2 separate regions of the Homo sapiens genome follow, and region 2 is linked to region 1. The links are chromatin contacts, found by Hi-C or POLR2A ChIA-PET in ENCODE. All regions are on one chromosome and are shown on one strand. The core of a region is the stretch at or near the end of the contact, and the rest is flanking DNA. Distances in the headings are between cores, read along the strand shown.

The links. Hi-C counts contacts between places; a loop is a spot of excess contacts on that map. ChIA-PET counts read pairs that join two places held with the same protein, here RNA polymerase II (POLR2A). Pooled maps may share reads with other maps.
Region 2: a map of sigmoid colon shows a loop between it and region 1 (3-fold over the local background). The contact joins two enhancer-like sites. A Hi-C loop is called at or near these places in 5 of 168 maps with a recorded cell type or tissue (ascending aorta, left ventricle myocardium superior, sigmoid colon and 2 more) and 6 of 50 pooled maps. POLR2A ChIA-PET finds 5 or more read pairs at or near these places in 2 of 52 experiments (WTC11 and activated T-cell).

What each region holds. Positions count from the first base shown.
Region 1 is chr4:37,871,558-37,878,393 of GRCh38, reverse strand. No RefSeq gene overlaps it. Among named protein-coding and RNA genes, the nearest start is that of TBC1D1, 16 kb to the left of the region's middle. RefSeq lists a silencer at 4,632-4,926. Within about 2 kb of position 3,387, at least 4 of the 41 ENCODE cell types and tissues checked have a DNase peak (open chromatin) inside an H3K27ac peak, as active enhancers do.
Region 2 is chr4:38,019,652-38,026,432 of GRCh38, reverse strand. It overlaps TBC1D1 (TBC1 domain family member 1), which reads right to left. Exons shown (of 22, transcript NM_001396959.1): 5 at 5,738-5,842; 6 at 4,715-4,847. Among named protein-coding and RNA genes, the nearest start is that of PTTG2, 63 kb to the right of the region's middle. RefSeq lists an enhancer at 4,872-6,071. Within about 2 kb of position 2,057, at least 4 of the 41 ENCODE cell types and tissues checked have a DNase peak (open chromatin) inside an H3K27ac peak, as active enhancers do.

The DNA.
Region 1 (6,836 bases), core at 2,138-4,637:
CTGCAATCCCAGCACTCTGGGAAGCTGGGACGGGTAGATCTCTTGAGCCCAGGAGTTTAAGACCTGCCTGGCCAACATGGTGAAACCCTGTCTCTACAAAAAATTCAAAACATTAGCCAAGCATGGTGGTGCATGCCTGTAGTCCCAGCTACTTGGGAGGCTGAGGTGAGAGGATGGCTTGAGCCCGGGAGGTCAAGGCTGCAGTGAGCCATGATAGCGCCACTGCACTCCAGCCTGAGTGACAGAGTGAGACCCTGTCTGAAAAAAAAACTTTTTAAAATAGTGTGAACTAAGAGGAAGAGCAAAAAGCAGCAGCTGAAGTGCCCACGGCCTTGGAGAATGTATGAGACTAAGTGTGGCCTCTAGGACTAGGGGTTTAACATTCACACCTGACTGGAAACTGGCCCCAGGGCTGCTAAAAGGCAGGGAGTTCAAACTAACTCAGTTATTGTTATTTTTCAATTGAAAATTACTATTGGATTCTCTCTCTTTTTTTTTTTTTTTTTTTTGAGACGGAGTCTCACTCTGTCGCCCAGGCTGGAGTGCAGTGGTGCAATCTTGGCTCACTGCAAGCTCCGCCTCCCAGGTTCACACCATTCTCCTGCCTCAGCCTCCCGAGTAGCTGGGACTACAGGCGCCTGCCACCACCCCCGGCTAATTTTTTGTATTTTAAGTAGAGACAGGGTTTCACCGTGTTAGCCAGGATGGTCTTGATCTCCTGACCTAGTGATCCGCCTGCCTCAGCCTCCCAAAGTGCTGGGATTACAGGCGTGAGCCACTGCACCCGGCCTGGATTCTCTTTCAAGTGGCCTGTTGTTATTCATGGTGTCCTGTTCTTTCCCTTAGAGTGCCAGAAACCTGAGAGGACTGCCTACTTTATGAAAAAGGGATCTCGGATTCCCTGATACAGGATCAGAGAAGCTTGTACTTTGCTTGAGACTCTGGGTAGGGATTGAGTGGGCCAAGCTGGGGAGAGTTCATGATCAGAAATAAAAACTCCAAGCCTGTGTCACACAGAGGCAAAACATGTGATTTATGCTTACAAATTAGTGCCAGAATCCTAAGCTAATAAAAGCTACGTAAAAACACACCAGTAACTGTGTTAGTTAGAAAAGTTATAAATATCTTCTCCCAGATTGTCAATTGTCTTTTAAATGTTTATATGGTCTTGCTGTACAGAAGTTTTAAATTCTAATGTGGCTCTGTCTTTTGCTTTATGGCTTGGGCTTTTTGTGTCTTAAAAAATCTTTCTCTACCTTAATATCCTAAAGACAATCTCCTACAATTTATTCTAAAACATTTAAAGTTTGTTGCTCATATTTAGATCTTGAATTTAAATGGAATTTATTTATTTATTTTAGAGACAAGCTCTCTCTCTGTCACGAGGCTGGCGTGCAGTGGTATGATCATAGCTCACTGCAGCCTCAGCCTCCTGTGCTCAAGCGATCCTCCTGCCTCAGCTTCCTGAGTAGCTGGGATTACAGGCACATGCCACCACACCCAAATAATTTTTTTGTTTAACTTTTTGGCAGAGACAAGGTCTCACTATTTTGCGCAGGCTGGTCTCAAACTCCTGGGCTCAAGCAATCCTCCCACATCGGCCTAAAGTGCAGAGATTACAGGCATGACCTACCATGCCCGGCCTTGGGATTTTATTTTTGATGTCGTTTTGGATATGGCTTGAGGCAGGGATCTAATTCTAGCTTTTCCACTTGGATAGCTAATTGCCCCAGATTTTTGTATTCAATAGTACTTTTTCCTATAGACCTATGATGCCGTGTTTCTCTTATACCATTTTCCTTTCATATATATGCCTATTCGTTATTCTTTTCTATTGGTTTACTTGTCCATTTATTTGCCAGTTTTACTATGTCTTTATAATAAATCTTACTATTTGGTAGTATAATTTCGCTCTTCTTATTGTAAGAATTTTGAAGAGTCTGAGAATTTATTCCATTTGCAAGCTAACAATTTAGCCTGTCATGGATATAATAAAAAGATATGGGACTGGTGAGTCAGAGGCAAATGATTTTATTGCTCAGAGTACAGCAGTTAGTATAAGCTTCATGTTCACCTCATTTACCCTTGCACCCAAGTCCTATGTGTGACATGGAAGGGCTAAGAGGATGCTATATGCATCACAGTGAAGAACTCAAGTTTAGGAAACCCCACACTTGCTAGCAAATCTGCCGATCCTTTATCCAAGAGGAAGACATTTCTTCATTATCCTGGACAACAAACAAATCTGCCATTGCCCTGGAGGAGAGACACTACTTCTACCTTCCCAAGCTGTTTTCTGTAAAAACATCATTGAAAAATAGTACAGAAACACACACACACACACAAATCTGTCAATGCCTCTGCTGAGAAGATGTGCAGAAATACAAGAGACCAATGGAGAACTGCCTTCTAACATTTATTCTTTTTCTGTATTATTTTGCCTGTTTTGGCCCTTTACTCTTCTTTAGGAATATATAGATCAATTTTTATAGTTGTTTGAAGTAGCACTATGTTGCTAAATATAAATTTATAATTTAAATTCACATATGTAAGTTATTTAAGTGTGTTCTTTACAACCACATGTAAATAGTATCTTATAATTAATAATTGTTATTGTAGGTGTATAAAGCAATTTTAACAGTTTTAAAAAGACCACAAAACAAAACAAAAAGTTTTAAAAAAGCAAACAAAACAATAACAGTGACAAGAGAAACAAACTAGAAAAACGCCTGGGACCTTGCAGAAGCAAACACAAAATTGCTTTGTAATATCATTCCTGCAATGTAGGGCACGAAAAGCTCTCACAAGTTAAACAAACAAATAAAAAAACTTGCCAAAGATTAAAAACAAGAACGCTCACAAACACTAGAAAATAACTGACTCTGAGGGGCAGTCAATACGCACACCAAACTGCAGAAATAACATTTCAAGAACTTTAGGTTATAGAACAAATTGAAAGAATAAAAGAAGTATTTAGAAATTATTCAAAAACTGAAAGCAAAAACAGGAACCCTAAGAATGGATTTCGGCACTAATAGAAAAGAAAAGGAAGATCTGAAAACAGAGTGAATAGAACTTTTAGGAGTTCGTAAAAAGTCACTGAAATTCAAAACTCCCAAGAAAAGTTAGCAGATTAGAAGGAGCTACAGAGGCTGGGTGCTGTGGCTCATGCCTGTAATCCCAGTACTTTGGGAGGTGGAGGCGGGAGGATCACTTGAGGTCAGGAGATTGAGACCATCTTGGCCAACATGGTGAAACCCTGTTTCTACTAAAATACAAAAAATTAGCTGGGCATGGTGGCGCACGCCTATAGTCCCAGCTACTTGGGTGGTGAGGCAGAGGAATCGCTTGAAACCAGGAGGCGGAGGTTGCAGTGAGCCGAGATTGCGCCACTGCACTCCAGCCAGGCAACAGAGCGAGATTCCATCTCAAAAAAAAAAAAAAAAAAGAGAGAGAGTAGTAAACTAGAAGACTGCTCCGATGGAGTTGCCAAGAAAGTAGCACAGAGACAAAGAAGTGGAAAATCATAAATATGTGCCTAATAAAACTGCAAAACACCGAAGACTAAAGTCTTAAAGGCAATCACAGTGATCAAAACATACAGCCTCACTTATGTGAAGTTCAAGATCAGGCAAAACTGATCTATCTGTTAGCTGTCAGAATAGTGGTTATTTCTGGTGATTAAGGGGAGGGTTCCAACTGGGAAGAGGCATAGGGTATCCTTTGAGATATTGAGATTGTTTTATGTCTTCCTGGTTACATGCTCTATAAGTATGTAAAAAGTCACTGAGCTGTACATGCAAGATTTTGTGCACTTTATTATATGTATATTATAGATCAATAAAGATACTTTTTAAAAAAGTAATCAGAACAAAAGAAAGACTACCTATAAAGGTATAACAGCTGGATTAGCAACCCACTTTGGTCAGAAACAAGAAAGTCCAGAATGTTATCCAATAGTAACTTCAAAATGCCATGGAAAATAAACATCAACTTAGGTCCTTTACCTAACAGAACTGTTATTAGGTGACTAAAGACATTTTCAGACCAAGATTAAAACAACGTCAACAGATTGGTGAATCTACATAAGCATTAACCTTCAAAAATTGTAATTATAGGCCAGGTGCAGTGGCTCATGCCTGTAGTCCCAGCACTTTGGGAGGCCAAGGCGGAAGGGTCCCTTGAGCCCAGGAATTTGAGACCAGCCTGAGCAACAAAATACAAAAATAAGCCAGACCTAATGGCGTGTGCACATAGTCCCAGCTACTTGGGAGGCTGAGGTGAGAGGATTGCTTGAGTTTCAGAGGTAGAGGCTGCAGTGAGCTGTGATCATGCCACTGCACTCCAGCCTGTGTGACAGAAGGAAACCCTGTCTCAAAATTTTTTTAATAATTTTAAAGGGTTTTTGGATTATCCTGCATGCAACATGTGCGTGTGCACACACATACACACCCACACACACTCAACAGAGAGAGAGAGAGCTGTGAAATGATGCATGGCAAGATTATTCACGGCAGCACTGTTTGAAACAGCATAAATTAGAACCAACCTCAATATTCATCAACAAGGGAACAGATTAAATAGATTATATTACACCCATATACTGGAATACCATTTAGCCATTAAAAACAACAAAATATATTTTTGAGTATGATATACAATAAATGTATTTCTATATGAGTTAGATTTTCTGCATTAACAACTGCAAAATCCCAGTGGGTTATAACAATGAATTTCTCATACACTCCATCTACACAGGAGGAGAAAGTGAGTCATTGCAAACATCAAACATGATTTCACAATTGCTAGGTTAAACAACTAGAGTGAAGAACAGTGTGTACAGTGTCCTACCACTTGGATAAAAGAAATCAAGCCAAAATAATTCATCATATAATTGTTTTACATATAAGATCTCTGGAAGAATACACATGAAACTGGCAAAGATGTCTGCCTTAGTGCATGGGAACTAGGTGGCTGCACTAGGGATACGCTGGACTTATTTCACTGTTTACCCTTTGCACTTTTTGAACTTTATGCCACTTGAATGTATTATCTAAGAAAAAATTAAATTTCCTGTATTTTTTGGGTGGAGGCTAGAGATAACAACTTTAGACTTGATCCAGCAAGTACAGATGTTAAGATTTTAAGAGTAATCACAGAAAGAATTGGAATTGAGTATACCACTAAAATGGCACAGGAAACAGGGGTAAAAATACTCTCTTGGGCATGTAAAATATATATATATTTAAAAGTCATTTGTGTTTTTCTTAAACTATCTTTGAATCTCATTAGACTCTTTTTCTATTAGGTTATTACTCTTTTTTTTTGGCATTGATATCTAGGGTCTCCTTTTACATTAGGGAGATAAGCCCTTTGTTTGTGACACAGTTGCAAATATTTTTTCCTAGTTTGTTGCAGAGGATTTTATTGAATGTAGGCGAATTTTTCAGTCTTTAAAAAAATAACTTGAGTCATAGTTAGAAAGCCTTTCCCTCTTTAAGATTATAAAAGAATTATCTAATATTGTCTTTCAATACTTCCTGTATGAGTCTCATTTTTTCTCCAGCAAACTTTTATGTAGGCAGGAACAATAATGAGTACAACTGCATGTCTTTTATGTGGCCTAATATCTCCTGTGTGTTTTCACCAGTAGAGAATCCATTTCTACTGATGATCTTAAATTTTTCCCTAATCACTGATTAGTGTCCTCTATAATCTAAGGCAACTGAAACAAAAATGGTTTTCACAATGATTTTGAAAAAATAATTTGATTTTATTCCCATTATAGAGGAAGAAATTAAAGTTTAGAGATGTTAGAAAACTTGTTCAGTATTACATAGAAAGTAGTGGTATTGGAATTGAAACTGAAACTCAGGCTGAAATCTTAACTCCTACAGGTTGTGATGGGCACAACCTAGAAATGATATTTCTTTGCAGCTTTATTGAGGTATAACTGACAAATTGTATAAATGTAAGATATATAATGTGATGAGTTTTATACAAATACATTGTGAAATGATTACCACAATCAAGTCAGTTAACACACACTGATCACTGTATCTAGTTACCATTTTGTGTGATAACATTTGAGAGCTACTCTGTTAGCAAATTTCAAGTATACAATACAGTATTGTTAACCATAGTTGCCATGTGCTACATTAGACCCCCAGAACTTGTTCATCTTATAAGTGAAAGTGTGTACCCTTTGAACAACATCTTCCCAATCCCTTCATGGCCCAGCTTCTGGTAACCACCGTTCTACGCTCTGCTTCTATGAGTTTGACTTTTTTTAGATTCCACATTTGAGATCACGCAGTATTTGACTTTCTGTGTCTGGCTTATTTCACTTAGGATAATGTCCTCCAGGTTCATCCATGTTGTCACAAATGGCAGGATTTCCTTCTTTTTTTGTTGTTCTTTTTTTTTGAGACGGAGTCTCGCTCTGTTGCCCAGGCTGGAGTGCAGTGGCGTGATCTCGGCTCACTGCAAGCTCCGCCTCCCGGGTTCACGCCATTCTCCTGCCTCAGCCTCCTGAGTAGCTGGGACTACAGGCACCTGCCACCACGCCCGGCTAATTTTTTATATTTTTAGTAGAGATGGGGTTTCACCGTGTTAGCCAGGATGGTCTCGATCTCCTGACCTCGTGATCCACCAGCCTTGGCCTCCCAAAGTGCTGGGATTACAGGCGTGAGCCACCGCGCCCGGCCGATTTCCTACTTTTTTTAAGGCTGAATAGTATATCACAGTATCTCTATCCATCATTCATCAGCGCTTAGGTTCTGCCTTGTCTTGGCTGCTGTGAATAATGCTACAGTGAACACGGAGTGCAGATATCT
Region 2 (6,781 bases), core at 808-3,307, 150 kb before region 1:
GGATTTGCTGATGCCCAGAGAAGCCAGGTGACTTGTGAAAGGCCAGGAGGCCCATCGGCAGCCACGCCTGCCCAAAGCCACGGCTCCTCCCCTCCCACAGCAGCTGAGGCAGAGCCCACAACCTCTAAGTAGGCTGGGACTGTGGCAGAGGTGGCTGCTCCTATCACACTGTTGCAGCCATCTCTGCTTCCAGAAAGACATTCTTTTTCCCTTTTTTTTAACCCAGGAAAACCCTGAAGCCACCACAGAAATAATATTTAAGTGACTGCTACTATGCCACTTCACTTAACACTTTATGTGCATTATTCATTTCACCCTAAAATGAATATTAGAAATGGGCCTTTTTTTTTTTAAGTAATCTCAATGCCCACCTGAAGAAACTGAGGCACATCGAAGTATTTTGTCCAAGGTCATCAGCTAAGTAAGTTGCCTCCGGCAACCAAACCCTTAACTGCTCCACTGCCCTCCCTGACTAGCAGAGCCAAGTCGCCTGACACTCAGGTGGCTGCAATACAAGAGCAAGCTTAGAGGTGGGTTAAAGTGCAGGAAGGATGGCGCCTTTGTCAAAGTGCAATGCAGTCACTCTTTCAGCAAGCTGTCAGGTCACATGAAGCCAGGGAAACAGACAAGGCTTTACTGTATCAACTACTTAAATGCCGAAGCGAAACAGAGTTAAGATTTATGAATCAAATAAGCACTAAGTCATCATGCACTAAAAATCCCCCCCACATATGAAGGACATCTCTGACAGCCGAAGTATCATATTTTGGAAAAACGATATTGTTTCATGAAACATTCAGATGTGGAGAATAAACCCCAAGGCTTAAGAAGAGTTAGACTAACTCGACACTCTGCCAATCTCAGGTGAAATCACGAAATGCAGCTTATTCTTCGCTTCGGCAGCTGTGAAGCAATCCTCTGGGCAATTTCACCCTGTCTGCAGGATGCCTAATTCATGAGGTCCTTCTGGTCCCATCTCTAAATAGCCGGCCCGCCTAGGTCCGAGTTCCTCCCCCAGGGATTCTCACACAGCTAGCCCCTCCTGGGTGGTTTCTGTACACCCACTGAAAGCACCCTTCAGTTCCCCACTGAACGCATCTCCTCAGAGAGGCCCAGGTGATGCCAAAATGGCTTATGGAGGGAATGGGAAGCCAGGACCGAAGCAGAAAAGGTAACCAGCATCAAGAGAGTTTCCAAACTACAACCCCTCCTGGCTCCTCTGGTCAGTGAGGCCGCCTCCCTGGCGGTGCAGAAACGGCCCTTGTTAGAGAGAGCGGTGATGAATGACTGTGTTTTACTGAAGGAAAATTTGCTCTGAGAGCAAAAGAAAATCTCAGTTCAACTATTTTTTTTAATGAATGCTCCTCTTTTAAAATAAGCAAAATACTATATAAATACCACTGAGTTGTATATGATTCAAATACAGAACTGGGTAGAGCTGCACTTCTGATATGTTGCAATTAGAGCAGAGTGCAGCTAATCAACATCAACAGCGTTATTGATTCTATCTTATAGATTCTGGGGGATGACTTAACTACACTTACTGATTAAGAAAACATAGTCTTTTAAGTCTTTCTTTGTGTGGCCACATCACTAATCCTCTCCACAGTTTTACAGAGTTCTTGATCAGACCATATAACTTCCTGCTAGAACTACTTTTACACCAACATACAATGAGTTTTAACAAGCCACTTTATTCTACTTATTAGGAATACAATAACAAAAAGCAAGGAACCCTAAAACTGTTTATGTAATAACTAGCACTTCTTCTACTAACAATGCACTTCTTCTACACTTTTAGAAATGAGTTCCATCATGTAGGTAAAACATACCCCCACCAGACTTCTAATTGCACTATTTAAGAATGTTCTCATGTTAGTAGAGTTTTGTGCCTTGGTTGGATTTTATCAGGTGATAGATGGATCAAATGATTAATTCCAAAACGACGGCAGCAAAATCCCTACCCTGATCAAACTTTTCAGCTGTAACTTTCTCAAAACTAAGCCAGACCAAAGAAAGATTTATCAAGGGGAGCTCTGGAAGCATTCCAGTTCCTGCAGATCGTGCTCTGCTTTATCTTCAAGGCCAAAGTCACTGCTGGCTTTTTAATAAGCTCTTAAGGGGCATTTCTATCATCATTTACCTTATCTTGACAACCATTAAGGAAAGGGTTAGTGATCCTCTCAGTTGGGAACTCTAGTTAAAGCAAACATTTTCTTGTTCCCAGATATATTTTGTATAATGTCAGCAAATAGTAACAACGTGGAAAACACAGTTGAATATATTAATCATGTTTCTTCATTTTAAAGAGCACTGTAATGCTACAAATGACCCTTCCCAGACCTTAAGATGTCAATTGTTAATTTATCTCATTTAAAAAGGGAAACCAGATACCATTTCACATCTATCTCGATGGCTTTCATCAAAAACAAAACAAAACAAAAACAGAAAGTAGCAAATCTTGCGAGGACGTAAAGGAACTGGGGTCCTTACCCACTGCCAGTGGGATTGTAAAATGGTGTGGCCACTGTGGTACCATACGGCAGTTCCTCAAAAAAATTAAACATAAAATTACCACATACCCTAGCAATTTCATTTCTGGATATATAACCGAAAGAATTGAAAGCAGGAACTTCAACAGATATTTGCACGTCAGCATTCATAGCAGCATTATTAGTACAACAGTCAAAAGGGGGAAGGAACCCAAATGTCCACGGACGAGTAAATGGATCAACAAAATGTGGACACACTTTTGGAATGGAATACCATTCAGCCTTAAAAAGGAATGAAATTCAGACAACGCTACAATACACGTGAATCTGGAAAACATTATGCTAAGTGAAATAAACCAGAAACAAGAAGATAAATATTTTATGACTTTGCTTATATGAAGTTACCTAGAAACAGAACAGATGTTGCCAGAGGCTGAGAAGGAGCGGAGTTGGCATTTAATGAGCTTCAGTTTTGGAAAATGAAAAAGTTCTGGAGATGCTGGTGGTGAGGACTGTACAACAATGTGAATGGACTTAATGCCAATGAAGGGCATGCTTACAAAAAGGTTACGATGGTAAATTTTGTGTTACATATGTTTTTACTATATTTTTTTAAAAAGGAAAATTGGATCTAAATAACAATGCTTTCTTTGCAAACTTATAGCTTATAATAAATATTCCTTTTTTTTTTTTTTTTGAGACATCTCGCTCTGTTGCCCAGGCTGGAGCACAGCGGCACAATCTCGGCTCACTGCAACCTCCATCTCCCGGGCTCAAATGATTCTCCTGCCTCAGCCTCCCAAGTAGCTGGAATTACAGGCACACACCACCACACCCAGCTAATTTTTGTATTTAGTAGAAACGTATTTGAGATGTATTTGTATTTCGTAGAGACAGGGTTTCACCATGTTGCCCAGGCTGGTCTCGAACTCTTGGCCTGAAGTGATCTGCCCACCTCAGCCTCCCCAAGCGCTGGAATTACAGGTGTATAATAAACATTCTACAAACATGAGAAATGATCAAATTTTTGTTTTCTTTTCACAATAGCATGGGTTGTTTAAATCATGTGACCTCCACAAGTCACAAAAAAATTTTTAGAAATCCTCCCATAAACAGAACAAAAACACAAAATCAAGAACAGAGTGGTGAAAACTCCTTCACCTTCCAGATGCCTTCAGATAAACATATCACCACTCCCTTTCACTGTCACCTGGTTCTGTCCTCTCCCCTGGCCCCTCCCTGCAGTCACAGAGACAGAAACTCTCACTTCCTGCCTCAGGTGGACTCCCCACTCTTGTTCAAGAGGAACCCCCACCATTCCATTCGGATTCATTCGGCCCCTCTGGCCCCTTGGGCTCTGAATTCACTCAAACCCTCCAATTCTGAAAAAGACAAAGTTAGCTGCAATCCCCAGGTCTTTCTCCAGTATGGCCTTCTCCTGGAAATGGTTGGTGGCAGGTAACAGGGCTTTACCGCCTGGGGTGAATCATGGGCTCACTATACACTAGTTTATTCCTAGACATCTCTAATCCTCAATTTACTTATCTGCAATATGTGCAAAATAAATAGTCCCTTTTCCTCCCACAAATGTGATGAGGATTAAATAGATAACAGAAAGCACCTAATACACTTCCTGGCAGATCTTATTCAATACACGTTAGCTACAAATCATAACATTTATTACAGTTTCTCCCTAAGCCAGGTTTCTAGAAATACTGGTCAATACTAATAGTCACCGTTTCTTTGATTTCTTCCCATTTGCTCCTCAACTGCAACCTGTTTTCTGCTACCTCCTCTCCATCCAAACTGTACTAGCAGACGTTACTAATGACCTTGTAATGGAGAAACTGGTACAAGTTCCTTAGTTCTTATCTTTCTAGATATCTCTGCAGTGCCCAGTATGACTGACCACTCACACAACCTTGATAAACACTAGGCAACCGGTTTGGTAACCTGTTTCCCTAACTCCTCCTCCATCCTCAGAATACCTTGGAGGGAGGTGGCAGAAGGGGGTTCTGGGTTCTTATCTTTGTATCACCAGCATCCGGCACAATTCCTGACATACAGAAGACACCCACTGCACACTGAGAGTCCACCTACAATCCCTGTGACTAATACAAGCCTCTGTTAGGCAGAATCTTCCAACAGATGAGTATCATCTAAAGTTCTCCTGGGACCTTTAACTCCCACTGTGTTCATGCTGGAAAGGGTCCCCTACTCACCCTCTATCCTCTCACAGAGCTTGTGCAGGCTTTGCAGGGGGCAGCCCTCACACAGCTGGGCTGGCGCCTTAGCTGTCTGCTGCACTGCGGCCACCGTGAAGGCCTGTTTCAGGGTCATCATAATTTCATCAACCTAATCAAAGAGAAGAGAAGTTGTAGTCACCAAAAAGTCAATTTGAAATTAGCTGGGCTGAGATGTCAGAAAATCTTTGGAAAAGATTTTTTAAGCTTTAAGAGTTTTCTGTACTACTCTTCACAGGTTGACAGATAATAATTGGAATAACAGCTAGGATTACAGTCTGAAAATACTACAAGTATGCTCAAAGCTCTTAAAGCAGGTAAGGTAAATGATATGGTTTGGCTGTGTCCCCACCCAAATCTCATCTTGAATTGTAGCTCCCATAATTCCCATATGTCATGGGAGGGACCCAGTGGGAGGTAATTGAATCATGGGAGTGGGTCTTTCCTGTGCTGTTCTATGATAGTGAATAAATCTCACGAGATCTGATGGTTTTATAAAGGGCAGTTCCCCTGCACACGCTGCCCTGCCTGCTGCCATGTAAGATGTGCCTTTGCTCCTCCTTCACCTTCCGCCATGATTGTGAGGCCTCGCTGGCCATGTGGAACTATGAGTCCATTAAACCTCTTTCCTTTATAAATTACCCAGTGTCAGGTATGTCTTTATTAGCAGTGTGAGAACAGACTGATACAGTAAAAACTAAAAATACAAACTACTGAGAAAAAAGGCAAACTCCTTTGATCAGATGTCTAAAATGACATTGTAAAATGCTAGACCAGAAGGTGACACTAAACAAGTTCTTCAGAAATAAAAAATATAAAATGCACAGCCAATTAAGCTTCAGATGTGTATTAGCTGCTTACTAAATAGTCATAAGTAAATAACTAAAGACAAATAATGATATGTCAATGACCATCTGGTTTTCCCTAAGGACAGAAAAATCAGTGGAGCTAAAATTCCTTGTAAAGAAGGTTCCAAGGTAAGAATTGCTTGTCCTCTCTCACCAGAGCCTCATTTGTGCACTGAAACACGTAACAGACAAAATGAAAGCCGCCACCTCCGGAAGACTCCCGACAGATAAACCCAAAGTGGTCCACGTGTCTGATGCCCTGCCAAAGGGAGAGAACGAGATGTTCAGTTGTATCCAGAAGACGCACCATCCTCAGAAATGCACCTCAAGATTTATACAGCACAATTTATTTTACTTTTTATTATCTTTTTGAGATGGAATTTTACTCTTGTTGCCCAGGCTGGAGTACAATGGCACAATCTCAGCTCACTGCAACCTCTGTCTCCAGGGTTCAAGTGATTCTCGTGCCTCAGCCTCCTGAGTAGCTGGGATTACAGGCATGCACCACCACACCCGGCTAATTTTTGTATTTTTAGTAGATATGGTGTTTCACCATGTTGGTCTCGAACTCCTGACCTCAGGTAATCCACTCACCTCAGCCTCCCAAAGTGCTGGGATTACAGGCGTGAACCACTGCGCCTGGCCTACACAGCACAATTTTAAAAAACACTAGGAAATTACTATTTTCTCTGATATTTTAAAATTTCAAAAAGTCTAAAAACATCTCAAATAAAGTTGGTTTACTAGAATGTTCCTTTGATTACTCCCACAACAATAAGAAAAATAAGATCTGAAAATTCAAGTTTTAGTGCTCATTTTAGTATTTGTTTGTTGTTTTGTTTGAGACATAGGTATTAAAGAATAAAAACCACTCAAAAAATCAAAGGCAGACCAGAGATTCATGAAGAAACACAACTAAGCACATACACACCCAAAGGTTAAAAAAATATTTAAAATATATTTGTATTCCTAAAATAAGTAGGTAAATACTGAAGTGAACTGGAATAAAGAAAGAGTCAAAAATTACATGCACACAGAGTAGAGGAGCTTTTAAACATATTAGGCCAAGGCTCTACCATGGTATCATAAGAGCTATTTTTAATAAATATTAATATGTAAATGTGTTTTAAAATCATCAGCTATCAGAGGCACCTTAATACAGATAAAACGTCTGCCATAAATATTAATACATCAATGT